Regions from separate parts of the Homo sapiens genome. Here regions 1 and 2 are each linked to region 3. A link is a loop called in an ENCODE intact Hi-C map of the cell type or tissue named here. Cell type or tissue: heart left ventricle. All regions are shown on one strand.

Region 1 (8,000 bases), 360 kb after region 3:
TCTTGGGTAAATTTTGTTGTTTGTGTTTTTCTTTCTTTCTTTCTTTTTTTTTTTTTTTTGAAATAGAGTCTTGCTCTGTTGGCCAGGCTGGAGTGCAGTGGCACAATCTTGGCTCACTGCAACCTCTGCCTCCCAAGTTCAACTGATTCTCGTGCCTCAGCCTCCCAAGTAGCTGGGTTATAGACGTGCACCACCACATCCAGCTAGTTTTTGTATTTTTAGTAGAGACAGGGTTTCGCCATGTTGGCCAGACTGGTCTCGAACTCCCGATCTCAGGTGATCCACCCGCCTTGGCCTCCCAAAGCGCTGGGATTACAGGCGTGAGCCACTGTGCCTGGCCTTATTTGTGTTTTTCAATGAGTTGGTGTTCTATGTCATCTAAGCTGCTAGGTTTAAGTGTACAGAGTTGTTTGTAGTATTCCCTTCTTATCATTTTAATAGCTGTGGAGTCTGTTGTGATGTTTTATCTTACTTTTCTAAAATTGGTTATTTGTGTCTTTTCTTTCTCTTTTCTTTGTTAGGTTTGCTAGAGCTTTATCAAATTTGCTGATGTTTTCAAAGAATCAGTTTTGGTTCTGTTGATTTTATCTGTTGTTTTTAGGTTTTTAATTTCTTTGATTTCTGATCTTTATTATTTTATTCCATCTGCCTGTTATGGAGTTAATAAAATGCTTTTATTTTTATAGTCTCTTAAGATAAAAGCTAAAAGCTTAAGTTAATTTTTTTTAAATCTTTCTTTTTTTTAGTATAAGTATTTTATTGCTATGCATTTCCCTCTAAGCACTGGTTTACCTGTGTCTCACAAATTGTGCAGTGTTGTGTTTTCCATCTTTATGTAATTCAAAATATTTTCTAATTTTTCTTTAGACTTTTTTTCACCCATGGATTATTTATAAGTGTGCTTTCAAGTGTTCGGATATTTTCTTATTATCTTTCAAATACCAAATTCTAATTTAATTCCATTATTGTCAGAAAACTTTTATATGATTCACTTATTTTACATTTGTTAGGATTTGCTTTATGACACAGGATATGGACTTCCTTGGGGAACGTTTCGTGGGCTCTTGATAAAAAAGCATATTCTGCTGTTGTTGTGTGAAGTATTCTATAAATGTCAATAAGATCTAGTAGGTTAATGGATTTGTTTAGTTCATGTTTATCTTTGATAATTTTTTTGTCTATTAAATCTATCTATTGCTGAGAAAGTTGTGTTGGAGTCTATAAAATTATGCATTTATTTGTCATTTTAGTTCCTCCAGTGTTTGCTTCACATAACCTTTATCATTAGATAATATTTCTCTATGCATTATAATCTTCTTTGCTCTGATATTTCATTTGTCTGATGTTAATTTAGCTACTCTGGCTTTTATTTGATTAGTGTTTCCACAATATGTTTTTCCGTTCTTTTATGATTAATCTACCTATATCAGTATATTTGAAGTGAGTTTCTTGTAGGCAACATGTAATTGGTTTGCTTGTTTTTTTCAAAACATATTCCATCAATTTTTGATCGATATGTTTAGACCATTTACATTTAATGCATTTAGTAATTTCTTTAGATTTACGTCTTCCCTTTTCTTGTTTTCTGTTTCCCCTCTGTTTTTGTCTTTTGCTATTTTCTGCCTTCTTTTGGGTTATTAAAACATTTTTTACCATTCCTTTTGGTTTTATGTATTGTGATTTTTACTATGTATCTTTGATTATTTTTATAATATTGCTTTGGAGATTACAATATGCATACTTACGTTTTTATAGTGTACTGAGAATCAATAATTTGCCACTTTAAGTGCAGTGTAGAAATCTTGCCACCATTTAGTTCCCTCTACGTTCATCAAAACCTTATCCAACTATGTTATAATTTTTTTTTTTTTTGAGATGGAGTCTCGCTCTGTTGCCCAGGCTGTAGTACAGTGGCGCGATCTTGGCTCACTGCAACCTCCACCTCCCAGGTTCAAGCAGTTCTCTGCCTCAGCCTCCCGAGTAGTTGGGATTACAGGTGCCCACTACCACACCCAGCTAATTTTTGTATTTTTAGTAGAGATGGGGTTTCACCATCTTGGCCAGGCATCTCTTGAACTCCTGACTTTGTGATCAACCCTCTTCGGCCTCCCAAAGTGCTGAGATTACAGGCGTGAGCCACCATTCCCAGCTTATGTTATGGTTTTTACTTTTAGCTATCACATGTTTTAGAGAACTCAAAAGGAGAAGAATCTATTGTATATAGACTTTATTATTTTCAAGATTTTTTTCTTTGTCTCTAGTTTTTAGCAGTTTAATTGTGATTTGTCTGAACTTGGGTTTCTTTAGTTTTATTCTGTTTGGGTTTGCAGAACTTCTTAAATCTATAGATTTTTGTCTTTCAACAAATTTGATAAGTTTTAAGCCATTATTTCTCAGTTTTTTCCTTTTCTTTTCTTTCTTTCTTTCTTTTTTTTTTTTTTGAGATGGAGTTTCGCTTTTGTCGCCCATGCTGAAGTGCAATAGCATGATCTCAGCTCACTGCAACCTCTACCTCCTGGGTTCAAGCGATTCTCCTGCCTCAGCCTTCTGAGTAGCTGGGATTACATGCACCCACCATCATGCCTGGCTAATTTTTATATTTTTAGTAGAGGCAGGGTTTCACCATGTTGGCAAGACTGGTTGCTCTGATAACACAAATATTAGATCTTTTGTTTTTGTTTCATAGGTCCCTGATGCTCTGTTCATTTTTAAAAATATATTTCTCTTGTTCTGACTGAATCATTACTATTGATGTGTCTTCAAGTTTATTGATTCTTTCCTCTGTCATCATCGTTCTTCATTGAGCCCATCCAGTGAAATTTTTTTTGTTGTTAAATTTTAGTTATTGTATACTTCAGCATAACATTCCTATTTGGTTTTTTAAAAGTTTCTTGTATTTCTTTGCTGGGACTTTTTATTTTTCCATTTCTTTTAGGAGTGTTCACAATTGCTTGTTGGAACATTTTTATAATAGTTACTTTAAAGCCTTTGCCAGAAAATTACATCCACGTCATCTTTGGGTTGATGTTTGCTGATTATCTTTTCCCATGTGAGTTTAGATTTTGCTTGTTCTTATTCTGAGCAATTTTGGATTTTATCTTGGGAATTTTGAATATTATGACTCTTGGTTTCACTTACATTCTGTGAAAGGTGTTGATATTTTTGTTTTAGCAGGTTAAGTTCAGGCCACAAGCTCCAGCATGTTGCCTGTGGGCTGTTACCAATGTCAGCTCAGGTTTGAAAGCATTTGCCGTGCTCTTCTAATCATTCTGGTGTGTGTGCCACCCAGTGGCCAGTCTGGAACCTAATGGTAATCTGTCTTTTATCTTTTATTCACAGCTTTTATATACTGATTAGAATCCTATCCACGTATGAGCAGCTCAGGAGTGAGCCCAGGACTTCATAAACCGCTTGTTAGAGTTGCTTTCCTGAGATTTTCCTTCTCTGTGACATCCTCACTCTTTTCCTATTCTGAGGGACTCTTTGATGGTTCTCCAATCAGCTGTGGCTTTGGAGTTCTTGCTCTGCTGCACACTTTTGTGGCTGCATCTGCCTCTAGGGCAAGGGGTCAAGAGGGTTAGAGGATAAAAGCTTGGTAAACTTACAGCCAGTTTGGTATTCTTTGAATTCTTGTTTTCTTCTCCTATCTGCCTGCTCATGTTTACTCATCAGACTCCTTGAATAGCTGCCACATGCATTCTGTCCAGGTTTTATGACTATGTTCAGGGGAGAATCATGGTGGGTGCTCTTACTCCATTACACCTAGTCAGTGTTCCTTAATCAGACATGCACACCTAGTCAACTGGGGAACATTTTCCCCTTGCATAGTTTTTATGGAGTCATGTGAGTGGGGGTCCGAAACTCTTCCTCACCCCTAAGGCTGGAGACCCTGAAAACTAAGGCAGAGCCAACAGATTGGGAGCAGAGGCATCCGGCTGCCTGCTAGTTGGGAACTTCCTCTCTTTCCAGGATTCTCTTAGGACACTTGCTCTACCCAGAAATAAAATACAGGATTGCTGATAGGTGGCCGTCCCATCAAAGTTCCACGACTAGTGATAGATTATTGGAAACGACTTTGTTCCTGAATAATGCCTTTAAGTTGAATTGTTATAAGAGAAGCTTCTATTTTCTATGGCTGTAGCATTATTTTCTATAGGTGCAGGGTTCCACTTCTGAAAAATAACTTTTAACATAAAAATCCGCAAGTCTAACATGAAAATAAATGGAAAGAACATAAAACTCAACTATGTGCCTTTAAAAACATTTATAGTAAGCATGTGAAGGCAAACAGTGTCTATGAAGGTTAATTTTACATTTGCAGTTGTTTCAGCCAGGTGGAAATGTTTAAAAATATAAGCCAAATGGCATTTTGACTAAAGATTCTGTCTTGCATTCTCAATAAATTTTATATATTAGGTGCTTTTGATTGCTTCAATAACCTTTAAACTGAATTCAAAAGTAGGGAATTCTGGTCCATAGTAGGCTGTCTCTGTAAAAGCATAGGCCATCTTACCTACTCTTTTCTGACAGCTGGAGATGAGTTTACAGCCATGGTTTCTGGACTACCAGGCGACCAGCTGGGGGACCCCAGCATTCTGTCCACTGCCACAACTGCGTAATCACGTGCTGAGTATCTAACAGCTCACCAATAAGTGGCAGCATGTGTGTATCCATATTCCAACCAGAATGGACCTCTATTTCTTCATTTCAGGGCCTCCCAGCATCCCTTGGGTTTGGCCAGTTTTATGGTTATCACTGAAGTGGGCAGCTAGGGTTCTGTGTGGTCCCCAGCATCTAATTCCAGGTGTGTGATTTAAGGGCAGAGATGTCGGGTGCTAGGATTGAGATTATTGGCTGTTAATGGGCTGGATTTTAAACAATTTTAATCTCAAGTTGGCCTGATGCCAGGTGAGCTTTGTCCTCTGGAAAGCACCCTGCCTTACCTCTGTCCACTCACAGATGCTGACACTGTGGGATCCTCACAGCAGACCCGGCAGGTCAGGCTGCCATGCTGTGGGTCACTGCACAGCATCTGTAAACCCAGATGGAGGGTCTGTTTCTTGAGCTGGAAGAGCTGTTTGGAGGCATTGGGTCAAGCCTCTTTCTGGGTCTGGTTTGCTCATTTTTCTTTCCTGTTGTTTGGTGTGTTTGAAAAATCAAAGCCGTTTGCAGCTCCTGGCCCAGGACATGTTTGATTAGCTGGTTCATCAGGGAAGATGGCTCAGCAGGGCAGGAGTCCAACAAGGTTAAAAGTTGCAATGTCCATCTCCGTGGAAGGGGCACCTGCTCCATATTTAAACTGGTTATTTGATGGGACAGCTGCCTGACAGGGCTTGGACATGACTTCTGTGTCAGGCTGCCATGCAAGGAAACATCATCTACTGAACATCATCAGAGACGGAAAGGGGTCCCTGGCTTTGATTTTGGGCGAGTCTCATTACTCTCCTAGGCACAATTCTCCTGTCTATAAGATGGGTATATAATGTAATTTTACTTTACAGTTTTGTCATTAGGATAAAATAGGACAATTCATGTAAAAGCAATTAGCCATAGGCTCACATGAAGTAAAATGCTAAGTAAATTTAAATGGTGCTCTTCATCATTTTCTTCTCCTTCTTCTTCTCTTATTACTAGTCATGGGCCCTGGCTGGGGTACCTAGTTTCTCTAAACCTTTTCCTTGTGTATAGAGTAGGAGCAGTAGTAGCTCCTTTGCAGACTTGTAGGAGGATTAAATGGGACAGTAGGAGGATTAAATGGTCCTAGGACCAGTGGGTTTCCAACACTAATTGCTTCCCTGACCCCATTTGATTGATATAAATGTCCATGCTTTTAAAATATTTGCTAATATTTACACATACAAGTGACCCTTGCACTGTGGCTTGCCTATGTGAGGCAGTGTCCTGGGATGGCCCATACCATTGATCGGAGAATTAGAGGCCTGCTCCCCACTACACATCTGCCAGCTCCCATCCTACTGCCTTGCTTACCTTGGCCAAAGCTGCCCCTGCACCTGCACAGATTCTGCCCACTGTCCTCTCCCACATCCCTCCCCTTGTCCTCTGTACCTGCTGTTCTGAGGCCAGCAAATACCCTGGCCTCCTCCTCTTCTCTTACCTTACTTACCTTAACTCAAACCGGTTGTCCTCTGGGGATAGCCTGTCAAGTTGAAAGTCTTATTCCCTTCACATTCCGTGTCCCTCAGGAGGTGTCCTTTTTATATTATCTTCTTTATCTCCTGCAAACCATTTCTTTCCCTTCCTGCACCACCCTATCTTTTTCTAGCTCTTTTAAAAACTTCTAAAATTGTTATTTTTTAGAGACAGGGTCCCACTTGGTCACCCAGGCTGGAGTGCAGTGGTGCAATCATAGCTTACTGCAGCCTCAAGCTCCTGGGCTCAAGCAGTCCTACTGCATCAGCCTCCCAAGTTGCTGAGACTACAGGTGCACGCCACCATGCCCTGCTCATTATTATTATTATTATTTTTAGAGACAGGGTCTCACTATGTTACCTAGGCTGGTCTTGAACTCCTGGGCTCAAGCACTCTTCCTGCCTCAGCTTCCCAAAGCACCAGAATTACAAACGTGAGCCACTGTGCCTGGCCTCTTTCTAGTTCTTTCTAGCTTATTCTAGCTCTTACCATTTGTTCCCCCCCCACCTCTCCTCATCCTCACTGCCAGCTCTGTCCCCTCTGTTATCATTCCCTGAACACTCTGGCTCACTCTTTCCTCCCACCTCCAATCTGGCTCATGCCCAGTGACCTCCTAGTGAGACCTCCAACCCCACATGTTTTCACAAAACCCTTATCTTCATGTCTTCTTAGTGAGGCTTCAAGATACTGACCCATAATAATCTCTCCCTTGCCTACTCAATTTTCCTGTTCCCTTTTCTTTGTGATATTCACCAGGCAAAACTCCCACATGAGCTAAGCCTGACCATCCTCTTTTGCATACCTGTGCCTGAGTGCTGAGTGTTGCTGTAGAAAATGACAAAGCCAGGGTGCTGGTCTTCCTTGGTATTGCTCCTCACAAATCTCCATGGCTTGCACTGTACTTCCCTAAACCCCTTTTCCATGCTTTGTCTTCTCCTTTCAACCCCTCCTCCTCCTCCCTCCTTATTTAGCCATCAGATGGGAGCCCCCTCATCTCCCATCTCCAAAGTCAAGCCCACCTGCACTTGCACCAGCTGGCTCATTGCCCCATCTTGTCACACCCAGGGAAGTAAGTGTTCTTGCAACAGCCACTTGCCCCCTGCCCTGAATCCATCCCAATTTCCCCTCTAGGATTTTGCCTTTTCTTTTCCACATTTCTCTTCTGCATTACTGATCTCTTCCTATCCACTCCTGCATTGCTGCTCTGCCTAGAAACTTGTTTTAGAACATTTAATCTAAGAAAGCAACCCTCCTCCCACATTTTCCACATCCCCTTTCAGTGATTGCTCTGTTTCTCCTGATTTTGTTTTCTCTCCTTTTGTCTGATTTTCCACCCGCCACAATTTGTCTACTGATTTCACCCTCCTTCTCCTGAAATGACCTTTGTCAGGGCTAACCATCTTCCTATTTTCCAATTTTCTGCTCTTTCCCCTCTTCCTTGCCACCTTGGTGACATTTGACACAGTGAAGCACTGCCTCCTGACACATTTGCTTCTTTGGTCTATGATATCAGCATCAGCCCAGAGCCCTCCTGACTTGGCAGTTTCCTTCGCAGGCTCCTCTTTCTTGCCCAAACTCCCACTGTCCACCTCCCCAGAGGGGCAGTCCCGCACCTCTTCTCTGTCTCTTCCCTCCTTTCTTGGTGGTCTCATCTCCACCAATGGCTTCAAGTACTTGCACATTAATCTACTCCAAATGTTAGCCTCTAGCCCAGGCTTTTCCTGTGAGCCTTCGCATCCACCTGGATGTTTCACAGGCAACTTGGCCTTAGCATATCCCAAAAAGAATTCTCTACTTTGCTCCTCCCCTACTTTGCCCACCTCTCAGAATGACTCTACAGGCAGCTGGTT
Region 2 (8,000 bases), 350 kb after region 3:
GATACTGGGTTGGTGGTCTTTGTCCAGAAATATTAAGGGATGAAGAGGGCTATAACCCTCCTTCTGAGGGTTTCCAGGAGGAGTCTGAGGGTCTAGCTTTTCTGGTGAACCCAGTTCCTGTTCCTGCCTTCTTTCCTAAGGCCCTGCTCACTCTGGCTTCCACCACAGTGCCAAGCCCCTCTGGTCTCCAGGGGAGGGATTGCTCTGTTACATAGCAGGATCAGGGGTAATCAGGCCAACAGGGGAGATGGTGGCAATTTTTCTTTTTTAATCTGTATTTATATACAGTCTTATTTCTTTAAGCCCATACACTGTCTCTTACCCCATCTTCCTCTCAGGTGACAATATCAGTGAGTGCCATACAGAATTCTGTATTCACCAGCATCATGAAACGTTTGTGGTCTTTTGAGTTGATCTTGGCAGAGTAAAGGGACATGTCCTGGAGCCATTCTTGAATCTCTCTCCCCTTCTTTGTGACAACTCCCCCTAACCAAAAATAAATAAATAAATAAATAAATAAATAAAAAAACACAAAAAACAAAAAAAACAAAACTGAGGCACTTCACTTAGAAACTGGGGTCCTGCTTATAATCATGCATATAACCTTTACTTTGATGGATCTGGCCAGAGGGGTGTTGGAGCCCAGCCCTCCCACATACCAGACAAGCTCTTAGGGGAGCAGAAGAAAAGCAGGAAGAATTTAAATATTTAATTTTTTTAATTGACTTTTCTAGTTATTAAAAGTTGCTTGTTTCAGCAGTGATATTGTATAAAGAACATCTTGTAAGATACTCCTGACATCTCGCTTTGGCACATGTGCAGTACAGTTTCTATGATAATGTGTTTGCTCTAACTTCCCTGGCTTCTCCCTCAGCCCATCCATTCTCCTGCAGAGCAGTTGGGTTGGAGGCTCATTGAGGCAAGCAGCAATATTGGAGGTGGGGGGGTGCGGAGCGGTGCTGCGACCACTGCCTCCCATGACCCTTCTGACCTCAGACTTGGAACTCAAGAACCTGAGGATTCCAGCGGTCAGTGTCAGTGGGGGGTGGGAGGAGAGAGCGGCAGAGAAGCTCTGAGAGCCCCTTCCCACAACAAATCTAGTTCTAGTTGTTATATTTAGGCAAAACTTTGTAGTCTTCTTTCCCTTTTATGATGGATTTTGATAAAATACAAAACAGCGTTTAATTTTCTTATCACCTTTGAATTTGGAAATTTTGAGCACACAAGCTCTTCTGTACCTATTTAAATTAAAGTCCACCAAGGGGACTGCAGCTCCTAGAACATGAGAATCAAGCCTCTCAATATTAAACTGCGGAGTGTGACCCCTGCTTCCCCCATCCTCCCGCCCAAGGACGACGGGGATTGCTCCAGAGCTGCTGGGTAGTTTACCATCCCTTCTATAGGCATGGAGTTGGCACTGACATCACAGCTTCATAACCCCACCACCGCCAGCTTCCCCTGCCTCCTACATCCAGTCTGTTCTTGTTCATAGTGAGAATCCTGTGTTCCCACTTCAGTGACACCCGAATTGTTTTTTTTTTTTTAATTGTCTTCAAGGAGGAAGGGCCCCATTAAAGGGTGAACTTGTAATAAATTGGAATTTCAAATAAACCTCATGTACTTGTGTTCATAAAGAAAAAAAAAATCCTTTTCTACCCCTAGATCAGAAAGATATTCACCTATGTAAAAGTCCTAAAGTTAGCTTCTGTCATTTAAGTGCTTTTTTTTTTTTAGACGGCGTCTCGCTCTGTCGCCAGGCTGGAGTGCAGTGGCGCAATCTCAGCTCACTGCAACCTCCGCCTCCCGGGTTCAAGCGATTCTCCCACCTCAGCCTGCTGAGTAGCTGGGACTAGAGGTGCCCGCCACCACGCTCAGCTAATTTTGTACTTTTAGTAGAGACGGGGTTTCACCATGTTGACCAGAATGGTCTCGATCTCTTGACCTCATGATCCGCTCACCTCGGCCTCCCAAAGTGCTGGGATTATAGGCATGAGCCACCATGCCCAGCCCTGTCATTTAAGTTCTTAATACAACTACAGCTAATTTTTGTGTTTGGAATGAGTTAGGTTTTGAAATTAACCTTTTTTCCCAAGTGGATAATCATATTTTCTTATCCTATTTATTGAATAGTCCTCATCTGTCTGATGACCTGACCTGCCACTTTGGACATCTAGAACCTTTTTACTTATGAATAATATCTGTTTTAGGACTTTGTATTCTATTCTGCACTAGTACTACCATTGCTTAATTGCTATAGATTCATAATAATTTTTGATATTTGATAAAACAAACCTCTTCACTCTTCCTTCTCAGAAGTGTACTGGCTATTCTTCCATGTAAATTTTAGAATTAGCTTATTAGGGTTCATGAAAATTCTGTCAGAATCTTGAATAGAATTGCATTAAATATACAGATAAGTATGGGAAGAATTTATGTCTACATAAGATTATGTATCCTTATCCACAAGTATGTTATATATCTTCATTTATTTAAGTGTTTCAGAGACCAGATAGGGCCTGTGTTTCAATAGTTCTCTTGCCTGCTGTCAGGCAAATCTTTGTCACTTACCCTTCCATATCATACTGTGAGCTATCCCCCAAAACATTATACATTCTTGTATCTTGTCTGAATTCTATGTCTGCTCTTACTCAAGATAATGGCGATGGTTGTCTGACATCAAGGAGTCTGGATATGTGCTTTGGAGCTATCACTATGACCCCCACCAAAATTTGACCACAGTGTGGGATCCCTTATCTCATCCTGGTGGTTAATTTATCAGTGATTTTTATGAGTGCTTGCTTTCATTTTTTGGTAGTTCAGGTATCCTGTGCTTTGTTATTAGATATTCTAGTTTCACACCCTTGTTCCCCTGCTACCTAATCTACATGATTAACCAGTAGTCTCTCCAACAACATTTACCCTTGCTCATGATCTTTCTCCTTACTCTCTTAGGGGTAGCCTTTTATGAGAGGGCAAAGAGTTTTGCCTTTTTTTTTTCAATTTATTTTACAAGTACTTATTGAATGGAGCTGGCTATTGGGAAGCATTACAAATGTATGCCCTGGGGGAGGGGGTATCACACAGTATAAGATGGGAGCCATCGTGGTTGGCTGGCTGGAACTGTGGGTCAATCATAGAGTCTTCTGCAGGAGAACTGTTCCTTTCAGTGATCCTAGTACCAAAACCGACCAGCTGTCAGGATTCATGGCATCTGTCCACTTGTGTTTGATTGCTAGCAGAGCTGAGGCATGCCCACCATCCAGGTCCTTGCCATATACTTTGGGAGAAAAGATATAGAATTTGAGCCTGAAAATATTTCATTGCTTTCCTGATGTGACGTTGGTAAGTTATTCAGCTCCTCTAAGCCTCAGTCTTACTCCTTATAAAATGGAATCAATGATAGCTTCCTCAGAGTGTGATGTTACAGTAGTTTATGTCTTCTTTGTCCTTCTTGTCTCAAGATTCCAGAAAGGAGAAAGTAGGAACAGTGCAATGAGGTCATTTTTCATCTGTCCATCAGCTGCTGCAATACTGGGCAAGCGCTGGAGGGAGGGGATGCTAGGGTTCTCCAGAGAAACAGAATCAAGTCTGTGTGTGTGTGTGTGTGAGTGTGTGTGTGTAGAAAGAGAGAGAGACAGAGAGAGATAGAGAGATTTTAAGGAATCGGCTCACACAATTACAGAGACTGAAATCTGCAGAGTGAGCCAGCAGGTTGGAGACCCAGGAGAGGGCCAATAATGCAGATGAAGTTTGAAGGCCATCTGCTGCAAAATTCCCTCTTGTTGGGAGAGGCCAGCCTTCTGTTCTATTCATGCCTTCAACTGATTGGATGAGGCCCACTCACATCATGGAGGGCAATCTGCTTTACTCAAAGTCAGAGGATTTAAATATAACCTCATCCCAAAACCATCCATCTCACAGAAACAGCCAGAATGTTTGACCAAGTATCTGGACATTGTGGCCCATCTAAGTTTACATAAAATTAACCATTACAGAGGGACTTTGGGAAGCTCTTTTTGGCAGCATATCTATCTCTTCTTTGATAATTGGGACATTTTTCAAACATGTGTAAACCTCCAGGAGAATTGCAATATTCCTCCATGTCCATTCTGCACATTTCTGCAGAGGCAGGATTACAGAATGAGTAAGATCACAGATGTGGGGTCAGGTGGCCTGGGTTGAACTCTGGCTCTGCCTAGTACGGAACTTAGGCAAGTTACTTACCCTGTCTGTTCCTCAGTTTCCCCATTGGGAAATGAGGGTAAATAGTATACCTCTCTTACAGGGTAGCAGTGAGGATTATCTGTTGATTGGATTCCTGTGCACAGTTTCCTTCTTCCTGTTGCTCTGCTGCAAGACATTGGGGAGTTTCTAATGTTTTGCTGAAATGGGCAGTGCTGTAGTGAACAGTATCCTGTTGCTTTCCTTGTGCCCTATGTATGTGGCACAGGGCAGGCAAGTTGGCAGGTTTCTTAGCTATTGCCAAAGGGATCTCCAAGTTCGTTACACTTTATTTTTCACATCCTGGCAAATATTTGGTTGACACTGTTACACTTTAAAATCTCTGCCTGTAAGATGGGTATAAGTGGTGTCTCCTTATAATGTGCATTTCTCCATTTATAGATGTTTGAATATCTTCTTAGGTACCCATTGGCCATTGGCTTCTAAACCCTTATGGAAAGAGAGCTGCTCTCACATTTGGTGTCTGCTGATGGCAGCCTCCTCGCGTACTTGGGCTGGGTGAATATGGGAAGTACTCATGCACACCTGGGCTCCACGAGTGGCTGCCACATGTCCTGCTGGCTGCTGGTGGCCTTGGCAGCTCTCAGAAGCTGCCTGAGCTCTCAGGAGTCTGGATTAGTTGGGCTTCCCTGATTAGTCACTGAAGTAATATTCTAAATGGGGCACAAGTGCCAGGGAATTAAAAATACTTCTTGTTTTTGAATAAGAAGCTGACATGTTCTTAGGACATCAGGGCTATATCTGGATGAACAGCTGTCAGCTGCCTCATGGGCTCTCCCATCCAGCTGATGTGCCAAGGGCTCCCCGTTCTCCTGGCTCCCTGACTTCCCAAGAGCAAGTCTCATTAGACAAAGTTCAGTGAGGGCAGCTGCCTCCTGGCTCTTCATCATCAACTCTATCCCCATGGCTCAACACGTGCTTGACACATTGTAGGTATGCATTTTCATTTGTTAAATGAATGTGTCAAGTGTCTACAGATGCCCAGGAGGTTCTGGGTTAGTCTGGTTCTGGGCTTCATTGGGTTCAGGAGACAGAAGAAAGGGAAGCCCTTTTTTGCTCTTGTGGGTTTGCTGTTGACTTGTGCAATGAATCAAACTAGCTGGAGGACAGTCATCCCTTGCTCTGCAAGCGGAGTTAGGGCCAACCCTAAGATCTTGCTGTACCTTGAGAACATTTAAGACATTGAATTTTCATCAGTCTTTATGGCTTTCTTCTGTTTATCTTTGTATCCCCAGCACAATACATGAGGTGTGGACATAGTATGTGCACAATGAATATTTACTGATGGAATAAACAAACCAATGGAGGAAGGCACAATGATTCTCATTAACCACGGTTTTGAAATGCCACTTTTGTATCTGTATATTAAAAGGCTTAATTCCACAGTTTTTAAAAAATATGTGCGTAGTTCAACACAGTCCCTTTAAACAAAATAACACAGCAATCACTATGGCTCCTTTCTTTTGTAGGACATGTGGCTGAGTCTGGGGGGTTGTAAGTGGAGAGACATTTGTTTATACTCCTCCCAGGCCCAGTAACCACTGTAATAATTTTGTGAAAAGGCTAGGAGGTTAAACAAGGCATTTTGCTGATACTTAGGAAATGGAGAATGTAAGTGCAAAAAGACATTAAGTTTTACGTCTGTGAGTGCTGGTTTGAAAACTTCATAAAGAGGTGCAGCCTGTATTATAGGAAAACATACAACTCAGGGGCAGCTCTGTTTTTCCAAGCAATTAAAAAAATGCAATTCAGGATAAAGGGAGAAAGGACTGAATGCCAGTGAGCTTTAGAATCAGTTGCTATTAGTACATTAAGCAAATGAATGCCAGCATTCTTGTTTTACCTGTCATTGTCTATTTTCTATGAAATGTCGGTATTTTAGGTTGAATTGTATCACCTCATGGATGTGTTGAAGACTTAACCCCTGGTAACTGTGAATGTGACCTTGTTTGGCAGTAGGGTCTTTGTAGATGCTGTGAGGTTAAAATGAGCTCATGAGGGTGATCCTAATCCAGTATGACTTGTGTTCTCATAAGAAGAGGAAAATTTGAAGACAGACATGCACAAAGAGGAAATGCATGTAATGACACGGACACAGAGAGAGGTGGCCATGTGAAGAGGGAGGCAGAGATTGGAGTTATACTGCCACAGGACAAGGAATGCCTGGGGCTACTAGAAGCTGGAAGAGGCAAGGAAGGATCCTTCCCTAGAGACTTTGAAGGGAGCACGGCCTTGCTGGCACCTTGACTTCAGACTTCTAGCCTCCAGAACTGTGGGAGAACATGTTTCTTTTTTTTCAGGCATCCAGTTTGTGGTCCTTTGTTAGAGCAGCCATAGCAAACTAATACACTCGATGCAGCTGTTCAGTTACAACAATCAAGCTAATTGTCAGGCATCTCCCACAAATGCTAGGGAAACTTTCTGGATCATTGGATGCTAAACTTTGTAGCAGAATCACAGATGCCTCTGAAGCTGAATCTGCATTTGTAACAGATGCCCTTTCTCTGCAAGGCCAAATTCCTTCAGGAAATCTTTCCCAAACTCTGACAAACAAGAAAGATTGAAGAACAGCACTCTAAGGAGTCACCAAGCTCAGGGAAAGTGGCTAAACAGTGCTCCAGGCTCAGAAGGAGGAATTTGGACATGAAGTTAGGTGGGTCCTCAAGGTCCACCTCTGCCCTTTCAATGTCTTATCAATCTTCCTTCTGTATCTTCTGAGAGACTGAGTGAGAATTGATGGGGTGTTTTGTGTGGTTTGTGTCATTTTTTTTTGTTTGCTTATTTTGTTGCTGTTTGCAGTTCTCTAAATTTTAACACATATAAAGATTCATGGAATCACCACCTCAATCAGGATACAGAACAGCTCCATCAAAAAATTTCCTTATATTATCCCTTTACAGTGACAGCATTTTCCTACCCTGAGCCTCTAGCAATCACTGATTTGTTCTCCATCATGATGGTTTTATCATTTTGAGACTGTAATATGAATAGAAGCAAGCAGTATGTAGCCTTTGAGACCAGCTGCTTTTACTGAGAATAATGCCTTTTAGATTCATCCACATTGATATGTGTATCAGTAGTTCATTTTTTAAAAAATTGCAGAGTAGTATTTCATTGGTGTATCATAGTTGGTTTCTCCATTCACCCGCTGAAGAACAAGTGGTTGTTTCTAGTTTTTGGTAATTATGAAGAGTGCCACTAAAAGCTTTTTCTGGTATGAATTTTTTATTCTTGTTGAGTAACACCCAGGAGTGGGTTTGCTTAGTTGTATGGTAAGTGTGTATTTAACTTTATTAAAACTATCAAACTTTTCCAGAATGACGGTCCATTTTGAGTTAGATTTTGGGAAAGGTGTGAGGCTTAATTTCAGGTTCAATTTTTTTGATATATGGATTTCTAGTTGTTCCTACACTATTTGTTAAGACGCTATCCTTTCTCCATTGAATTGCTTTTGCACTGTTGTTAAAACCAATTGGCTATATTTGTGTGGGTCTATTTTTGGACTTTTTATTCTATTCCACTGATACATTTGTCTATCCCTTCACCAATACCATGCTGTTTTGATTACCATAACTTATGGTGAGTCTGAAAATTGATTAGAGTGATTTCTTCAACTGATTTTTCAACAGTGTTTAGCTGTTCTAATTCCTTTGCCTTTCCATATGTATGTTGGAAATGGCTTGTCCATATTATGAAAAATCCTCTTGGGATTTTGTTACCTATAGACCAATTTGGAGAGGATTGGCATCCTTGCTAAA
Region 3 (8,000 bases):
AGATATACCTGTCGCAGTGTGGAAGGATAACAGTTTAGGAAAGAGGCAGAAAAAAGGAATGCATGCAAGTGAGGCAATATTCCTTTTAGTTATCATAAGCACAAAAGGATTCTAGGAAGACATAAAAATTACCAAGAATAGCTTGTGGTTCACAGAATGAAACAATGAAATAAAATAAAAATGAAACACAGAGAGCTTGTTGGTGCCCATCTGGAGGCCTTGCTCAGTTTATATCCGTTACCTCCTAGGTGGTCACCCTGCCCCTCACTGGCCACACTGGTATCTAGACATTCTGCTAGAGGCTCCCCATCCCTAGCTCTGATGGCTTCCGGCATCTTCGTTGGCTCCATTCAGAATTATAGAGAATTGTAGGTCCCATCGAGGCCACGCTCTTGCAGTCCTCCTGGCAGCCTCACCAGACACCATCAGAGGCTCTCTGAGTGTGATGTCCGTGTCTTCCTAAAGATGCCTGTAGACCCCTTATTCCCATCCTCTCAGCTGTGTTAGTTTTCTTGTGGTGCGGAAACAAATTTTACCCCAAATTTAGTTGGTTAGATCAACACACATTTATTCTCTTGCAGTTCTGCAGGTCAGAAGCCTAACATGGGTCTCACTGGGCTAAAATCTGGGTCCTTCTGGAGGCTGGAGGAAAGATTTGTTTCCTGGCCTTCTCCAGCTTCCAAAGACTGCTGGATTCCTCAGCCCCTGGCCCTTTCCTCCATTTTCAAGGCCAGCAATGGCGGGTCAAGGCCTTCTCACATCCTCTCATGCTGACCTGGCTTCTGTCATCACATCTCCTTCTCTGACTCTTCTGCTTGGCTCCCTCTTTCAAGGACCTTTGTGGTTATATTGGGCCCATCTGGATAATCCCAGATAATCTCCCTATTATTTATTTATTCTTTTTTGAGACAGAGTCTCTCTCTGTCACCCAGGTTGGAGTGCAGTGGTATGATCTTGGCTCACTGCAAGCTCTGCCTCCCGGATTCACACTATTCTCCCGCCTCAGCCTCCCGAGTAGCTGGGACTACAGGCGCCCGCCACCATGCCCGGCTAATTTTTTGTATTTTTAGTAGAGACGGGATTTCACTGTGTTAGCCAGGATGGTCTCAATCTCCTGACCTCGTGATCCGCCTGCCTTTGCCTCCCAAAGTGCTGGGATTACAGATGTGAGCCACCGTGCCCGGCCCTCCCTATTTTAAGGATAGCTGGTTTGCAAGCTTAATGCTGTCTGCTACCTGTGCCATGTAGCCTAACATATTCACAGATCTGGGGATTAGGATGTAGACATCTTTGAGGGCCATTATTCTCCTACCATGTTGGCACACCTGTCTGTGCCCAATATGCATTGTCCACCTCCACTTTCCTTCCACCCTGATAATCTTTTGCATGCTTGACTGCACTCTTGCTTACTGCGGGGCATCCTCTTTTGTTCGCTGGGCCTGCTATAGTCACTTGGGATGGATGGCTATGTTTCCTTTCTGTTTCTACAAAGCTCACCCTGGAAGCATCACACTGTAAGCCTGTGGAGCCTCCACAGACTTGCCTGTGTTCTCCAATGACATGTCAGCTTCTTTTCCTGGGCTTGGCTGCTGCTTGTGCATAAGGAAGTTCCTGGAGGAAACTGCTGTTCGAATAGTCAGACTGTAAGTTGGTGCTGCCGCTTGGACCCAGGGCCTCTTTTCTGCCTGAGCAGGTTGTTCTTCAGAACCTCACCGTCTAGGCCCATGCCTACCTACACCCCAAGGGACGGCCCTCGTTGAAGTCAATCTTGCTTTGCCGCCCGGGGTCCCACAGAGAGCTGCTGTTCCTGGTCCCCTCAAGGGCTACTGCCAGTGATAACAGCTGTGGATGAGGCTGCAGGCATTGATAGTCTGGAGTTAGGCCCTGGGTCCCCTCTCTGGATTCCCCACAAGCCCGTGCTGAACTCACGGTGTCAGGGTGCTGAACTCACAGGTGTCAGGGTTCTCCTTCATTCTGGAGTCACTCCTGTGCAGGTGCACACACAGGCATGTGCAACACACACACACATGCATGCATATACTCAGGCACACACACATCCACCTGTACTCAAGAGCACACACACGTGCACATATGCATGAGGGCACACACACTTTCTCATTTTATAGACTACACTCCAGCACCACCCACTTCCTCAAATTTTGGGTTCAAGAGGCTCCCTTCATTCCTTATTGCCATGGCTTAGCCCTCTAGATTGGGAGGTTGGACTTAACTGGCAGTGAGCAGATGGATACCTTATGCCAGGCGTGTGGGAGAGGCCACGGGTCATACTGCCTCTGAGCTGCTGCTGTTCCTAGTCCTGGGCTGGCCTGTGACAGCCCCTTCCTCTGGGATACTGTCCTTTCTGACAGGCATTGGGCCCAGGAAGGCAGCTGGGTCTGTGTCCAACATCTCAGCTAGGCTCTCTGAGCCCTCCCTCCCAGCCTGGAAACAGCCAGTTTCCTGGCCAATGGCCATGGTTGAGAAAGAAGAACCCAGAGTTCCCCTTCTGGACCTGAGGTGTGGGCAGGGTGGACTGGAGGGGATGAGGTGGCCCCTTTTGTTTCTAGGTCTAGGACATGAGTACTTTGACAATTTTCCTCCTGGAGCCATTTCTCCAGGTTTCTCTTGGGGGCCAGCTAAGGCTGTCCCTCAGCACTCACAGTCACCTCTTGTAATGGCAGACAGACTCTCTTTCCCAATTCTTGTAGCTGCGAGGTTGAAATCCTCTAGCTTTGTCCTCATAGCAGCTGTCTTCCCTCTTCACTGAGCCTTCTACTGCCCAGGAAATGCTGTCGCCTAACAACTCAGAGCATCCCTTCTGCCCTGCCTCTTCCCAGATAATTTCTAACCCATTCCATCCCTGGATGTGATTCTTTTTACACTTGGTTACCCATGGCTGTGCCTGTGGGTCTCCACCCTTTGGTTTTGTTCTGTGTTTCCCGTTGTATGAGTCAGGGGAGACTAAGTTATGCTGCAGTAACAAACAATCCAAAACTCCCAGCAGCTTTCATGACACAGTATTTCCTCCTCCTGCTGTGTGTCCATTGCCGGTCAGTGGGGAGCTTGGTCCCTCATGGTCACTTCACTTGGTTGTTGCCAGTTGCTGTGCCAGAGGGAAAGAGAGCTCTGGGGGGCTCAGCCTGGATGTGCTCACATCACTTCTGCTTATGACTCGTTGGCCACAACCAGCCATGTGGCCACAGCCAGTCACAAGGGATCCAGGAAGCACAGCCCTACTATGTGCCTGGAAGCAGAGAGAACTGGAAACAACTGGTGAGCAACAGAATTGCCTCTTTACCATTCATGGCTAAACAGCCCTCCTATTTCCTTGGCGTTTCATTAAAATAACAGCAACAAACAAAAAGCAAAAAACAGTTTTGGGTACGGGATGCTAGTTGGGCAGAATCTGTGGCTCCCATTGATACCCCACTGTGTACTCAGCGACTTGTCCCTCCTCTGCAGACCTCTGGGCAGCCCTTCCATGTGCTGGGAAGTTAGGAAGCCTGGGTCCCCAGCCTAGGCTGGGGTTGCACCTCTGCTTTTCTCCATGTCTGCCAATCTTGTGCTCTGTAAACTAGTGCCTGGACAAGCCCAGCTCTCAGGACCATTGAGCTAGTCATGAGGTAAAGATTGGGTTCTCTGCCCAGCCACCGACAGGACCAGCACCCATGACCTCCCCCTGTCCCCGTAGCTGGACTTTGGCAAGTCTGCACTTTCCACGGCTTCAGCCCTGTGGCCCTGTCCCTCATATAGACTCCCACGTCTTGCCCCTGCTGCCCCACGAAGTGGCAGCCCTCTCCTGCTAATGGCAGTGGGCTGGGGCAGAGACCACGCATCTCTCTGCCATTGCTGGCCTGTGACAGCCCCTTTCTCTGGGGTGCTGCCCTCTCTGACAGGCACTGGGCCCAGGAAGACAGCTGGGTCTGTGTCCAACAACTCAGCTAGACTCTCTGAGCCCTTCCTCCCAGCCTGTAAACAGCCAGTTTCCTGGCAGATGGCCACGGTTGAAGAAAGGAGAACCCAGAGTTCCCCTTTCTGGGCCTGAGGTGTGGGCAGAGTGGTCTGGAGGGTATGAGATGCCCCTTCCGTTTCTAGGTCCAAGCTGTAGGCAGTGTAGGTTACCAGTGGGTGAGGTGGGGGGTGTTAGCTGGGGGACTAGGGTGGTCCTGAGCCCAGGCTGCCCCTTCTCCTCCACCCAGGTGTGGGACATGTGGCCCTGATGGCCCCATCTTTCCAGTTTTCCCTCACACTCATCCCTCAACAGACCCTAGATGAGGCAGCTGGGCTCTGAGACTGCATCTCCACCTGGCCCACCCTGGTCCCCCACTGTGCTCAGCCTGGCCCTTCCCCATGCCTCCACTGGAGCATCCGTGGGGTGTCCAGGAGCTGAAGAGGCGGGAGTGTGGTGGCTGTCTCACACAGACTGGGGCTCCCACCCCTGCTCTGCTTTCTGACTCTGGGTGGGCAACCTCGGTTTCCCTGACTGTAAAATGGAATAGAGGACAGCTGAGAGGATCAGTTGAGGAAATGCACTAGAATAGCCCAGCCCAGGGTGAGCACAGGGCAGTGGCTGGGTGAAGAGGTGGAGGTCGCTGTGATCTTACTAGCCTGAGTGGTCTGTGGTGGAGACTTGTCCTCCTCTCACTTCCTGTTCTGGGCTGGGCAGTGTGAGCAGGTTCCCACAGCCTTGGCCCCACTTAGGGCGGGGGAGATGTGCAGCTTGGAGTTGAGCCCCAGCCATTCTGGGTGTCTCAAGAGAGCAGGGAAGGAGGTTAGTGTTGACGACATGGCTCATATGGAGGCTGCTCGGAGCCATCTGTATAGGCTGGGGCTCTGGGAACCTGTGGCCTGTCACGGCACGGTATTTCCATCTTACTGTGGCCTTGTCTGCTCTGAGTGCATAGAGTGGCCAGAATCCCACTGGCCTGCCCCTGCCTCCCCGGGACCTGGCCATAGGGCAGGCCTACCTTGCTCTATTTGGTGGAAAGGGGTCAGGTGGAAAGGTGTGGGTTCAGTTCCCAAATCTGATTGATTATCTGTGTGGTCTTGAACAGATCGCATTCCCTCTCTGACCCTCAGTCTCAACATCTGTGAAATGGGCCTGCCTTGGGGTTGTGGTGGTGGATCTAGAGAGGACGTATGGCCAGCAGGAGGGAGGCTGTGGTGAGCAACAGTCCACCATGGCGCCCGAGAGAGGGGTGCTTAGCGCCTTGGGGCTCATTCTCCCATTGAGGGCGTGGGTGCCGGCACATAGTATGCTCAGCAGGCATTCGTTCTTGTTGTGTCCCGGCCACCATGTTTTCCATCCTCCTGGGACCCTGCCAAGGTACACGACACCTCTTGGTCTCTGGGTCCTGTCTGGGTGCTAGCAACCCCCAGGTCCGGGCTGAGACACCGGCCTTGCTGCCTGGAGCTCTGGGCCCAGCCCACCCATGGTCTGGCTCTGCTGTGGCCTGTGCCCCTATAAACTGGGTCCTGGCCTGGCCTGGAAGGCTGTCTTCTTGCTGTCTGTCCCCCATGGCGCTCTTCCTTCTCAGTCCAAGGTGGAGACTTGAGGTCCTGCCATGGGTCCGCTCCTGGCCTGGGGCCGTGGGCCTTCTGCCTTTTCATCTGAGTGCCCAGAGGTGTGGTGAGCCATGGAGTGGCCCCACTCTGGCCTCTGGTCTGGGCTCTGGGCTCAAAGCTCTGAGACCTGACCTGAGCTCTGGGCCGAGCCCCCCTCCCAACAGTGCCCCATCTCCAGTGGCCAGTGTCAGATGCTGAGGTGGCCTTGATTTGGCTGGGCTCTAGGGCTCCTAACTCCTTCCCTGCCATGGCTGTAACATCCAATGCTGGTCCTCCTGTGTCCCAGGAGGCTCCCAGGGTACCTGCCCTCACTCACCTCTCCCACAGGGCTCTCGTAACTAAAACAACCCCGTGGGCCGTCCCCAAGTCCTGCAGTTTGCCAGCCTGGGCCTGGAGAGCTGAGGGTGGGTCTCTCCTTATCACAGAACCCCAACTGGAGCTGGCCCAAGGCTTGCTGCTGGGGCCCAGCTCTGTGAAGGGACCTGAGCCTCAGCTCAGGGCATATCTACTGTGCACCTGATAAAGGCTTTGGAGGGCTGAGCCATCACACTGCTGGAACGGGAGGAACATGGCCATAGGTGCCCTGGACAGTCCAGCAGTGTGATGGCTCAGCCCTCCAAAGGGCTTCTGGGGGCTCTGGTGTGGTGGGCAGTGCTGAGCAGATGTGTATGTACACACATGCATACATACACAAGGAGACTGTTGCAGACACCCATGCTGCCTGGGCATGTTTAGCAGAAAGAGCCAAGACTTCCAGCTGCTGCTCAGAGCTCCGCTGGCCCCCTCAGACTCCTCCTGGACTCACGTGAGGTCCCAGTTGGGAGGTGGCATCCTCAGGGTGCATCCCAGCACCCACAGGAGACTGGCCTGGTCATGTGCTCCCCTTGCCTTGTGTTTCCTTTGACTTGTCGGTGACGTCTTCTGGAGGTTGTGGGCTGTGGGGAGGGAGGGACTTGGTCGCTTTTGTTCCCTGTGGTATCCTCAGCTCTAAGGGCAGTTTGTAGTGCACACTCAATAAACACATTTTCCTTTCCCTCCTGGGGCACGTTCCTGGCCTCAGATGTGTAGGCCTGACCTCAGGGCTCTCAGAGATCATCCAATGGGATGGTCATTGCAGTGGTGGTCACTTAACTTGGCCAAGGTCAGGAGGAGGCTGTGGACAGCACCTTAGGTGTTTTTTCATTGTCAGTGTCCCCTGTAGCATCTCAGCATCATGCTAGTGGGATGAGAGGGAGCCAGTCTGCCTGCCCACCCCAGGGAGTGGCCCTCTTGGGGTCTCAGCTATACAGGTCAGCAGATGCCAGAGTTCTTGTGTCCAGAGCTGAGGGGGCCATGCAAAACCAAGGCCAGACTGGGGGAAGGTCTAGAAGTGTTATGGACTGAATGTTTGTTTTCCCTAATATGATGTCAAAGCCCTTAACCCCCAATGTGATGGCATTGCAGGCAGGGCCTTGGGAGGTAATTAGGTTTAGATGGGGTCATAAGGGTGGGGCCCTCATGATGGGATTAGTGGCCTTATAAGAAGAGACACCGGAGAGCTTGCTGTGTCTCTCTGCTGTGTGAGGATGCAGCAAGAAGGCAGCCATCTGCAAGCCAGGAAGACAGCCCTCATCAGGAACCAACCATGCTGGCACCCTGATCTTGGACTTTCAGCTTCCAGAACTGTCTGTTGAGAAAATAAATTCGTCTGTTGTTTAATCCACCTGTCTATGGTGTTTTGTTTTAGCAGCCAGAGCAGACTAAGACAGGAGGGGAAGGGCTGTGAGCAAACCCTGGCCTGGGGCTAGACCTGGCCAGGCACTGACTGCCTGAGGGAGCGTGGACCAGCCCTGCCTTCTTAGGGCTACAGTGCCCAAATTTCTCAAATCCAGCCTTGGACCACATGAGCTGAAGATCCATGTACCTCTGAGGATGGGTGACTCTCATCTCGAACCAGTCTTTATGCTGAGCTGTATTTTTAGTAGAGACGGGGTTTCACCATGTTGGTCAGGCTGGTCTCTAACTCCTGACCTTGTGATCCGCTCGCCTCGGCCTCCTAAAGTGCTGGGATTACAGGCGTGAGCCATCACGCCTGGCCCCTTTTGTCACTGCCCCTCTTTACACACAGGGTCCCTGGTGTACCTAAACAAGGGACGTAATTCACAGAGCCTCAGTGTTCCTTCCTGTACACTTGGGATACTGGTGCCCCCACTTAATGGGCTGACTTCGGGAACAAATGAAGTAATGATTACAGAGGACTTAGCATGTGCCTGGCACCAAGGAGGTGCTCAGTAAAGAACAGCTACAGTTATTGTTCTCATGATGTCACCTGGCCAGTGCAGAGGGATGGGGATGGTCACTGCTTGTTCTGGATGCTCTGCTGATGTTGATGAAGCCCAAGAGGACACTGGCTTCCCAAATCACTGCTTGCTGTGGCTGTGGGTGAGCCTCTGATC

The links. A loop is a pair of places that touch in the nucleus more often than their neighbours do. Peaks named below come from ENCODE experiments on the same cell type or tissue, not always from the same donor. Only the 100,000 strongest peaks of a DNase experiment are listed, where the experiment ranks them.
Region 1: it touches region 3 in a loop (2.7-fold over the local background); 18 of 110 quality-filtered maps call a loop at or near these places.
Region 2: a loop joins it to region 3, with 3 times the contacts of the local background. A loop is called at or near these places in 18 of 110 quality-filtered maps.

The regions. Positions count from the first base shown.
Region 1 is chr10:85,991,271-85,999,270 of GRCh38, reverse strand. The region is part of intron 4 of GRID1 (glutamate ionotropic receptor delta type subunit 1); the gene reads left to right. Among named protein-coding and RNA genes, the nearest start is that of MIR346, 270 kb to the left of the region's middle. In heart left ventricle, a CTCF peak has its summit at 3,297 (motif pointing left); no DNase peak of the experiment used is centred here.
Region 2 is chr10:86,000,348-86,008,347 of GRCh38, reverse strand. The region is part of intron 4 of GRID1 (glutamate ionotropic receptor delta type subunit 1); the gene reads left to right. Among named protein-coding and RNA genes, the nearest start is that of MIR346, 260 kb to the left of the region's middle. In heart left ventricle, no CTCF peak of the experiment used is centred here; no DNase peak of the experiment used is centred here.
Region 3 is chr10:86,351,663-86,359,662 of GRCh38, reverse strand. The region is part of intron 2 of GRID1 (glutamate ionotropic receptor delta type subunit 1); the gene reads left to right. Among named protein-coding and RNA genes, the nearest start is that of GRID1, 11 kb to the left of the region's middle. In heart left ventricle, no CTCF peak of the experiment used is centred here; DNase peaks (open chromatin) are centred at 3,942, 4,332 and 5,962; H3K27ac peaks cover 970 bases.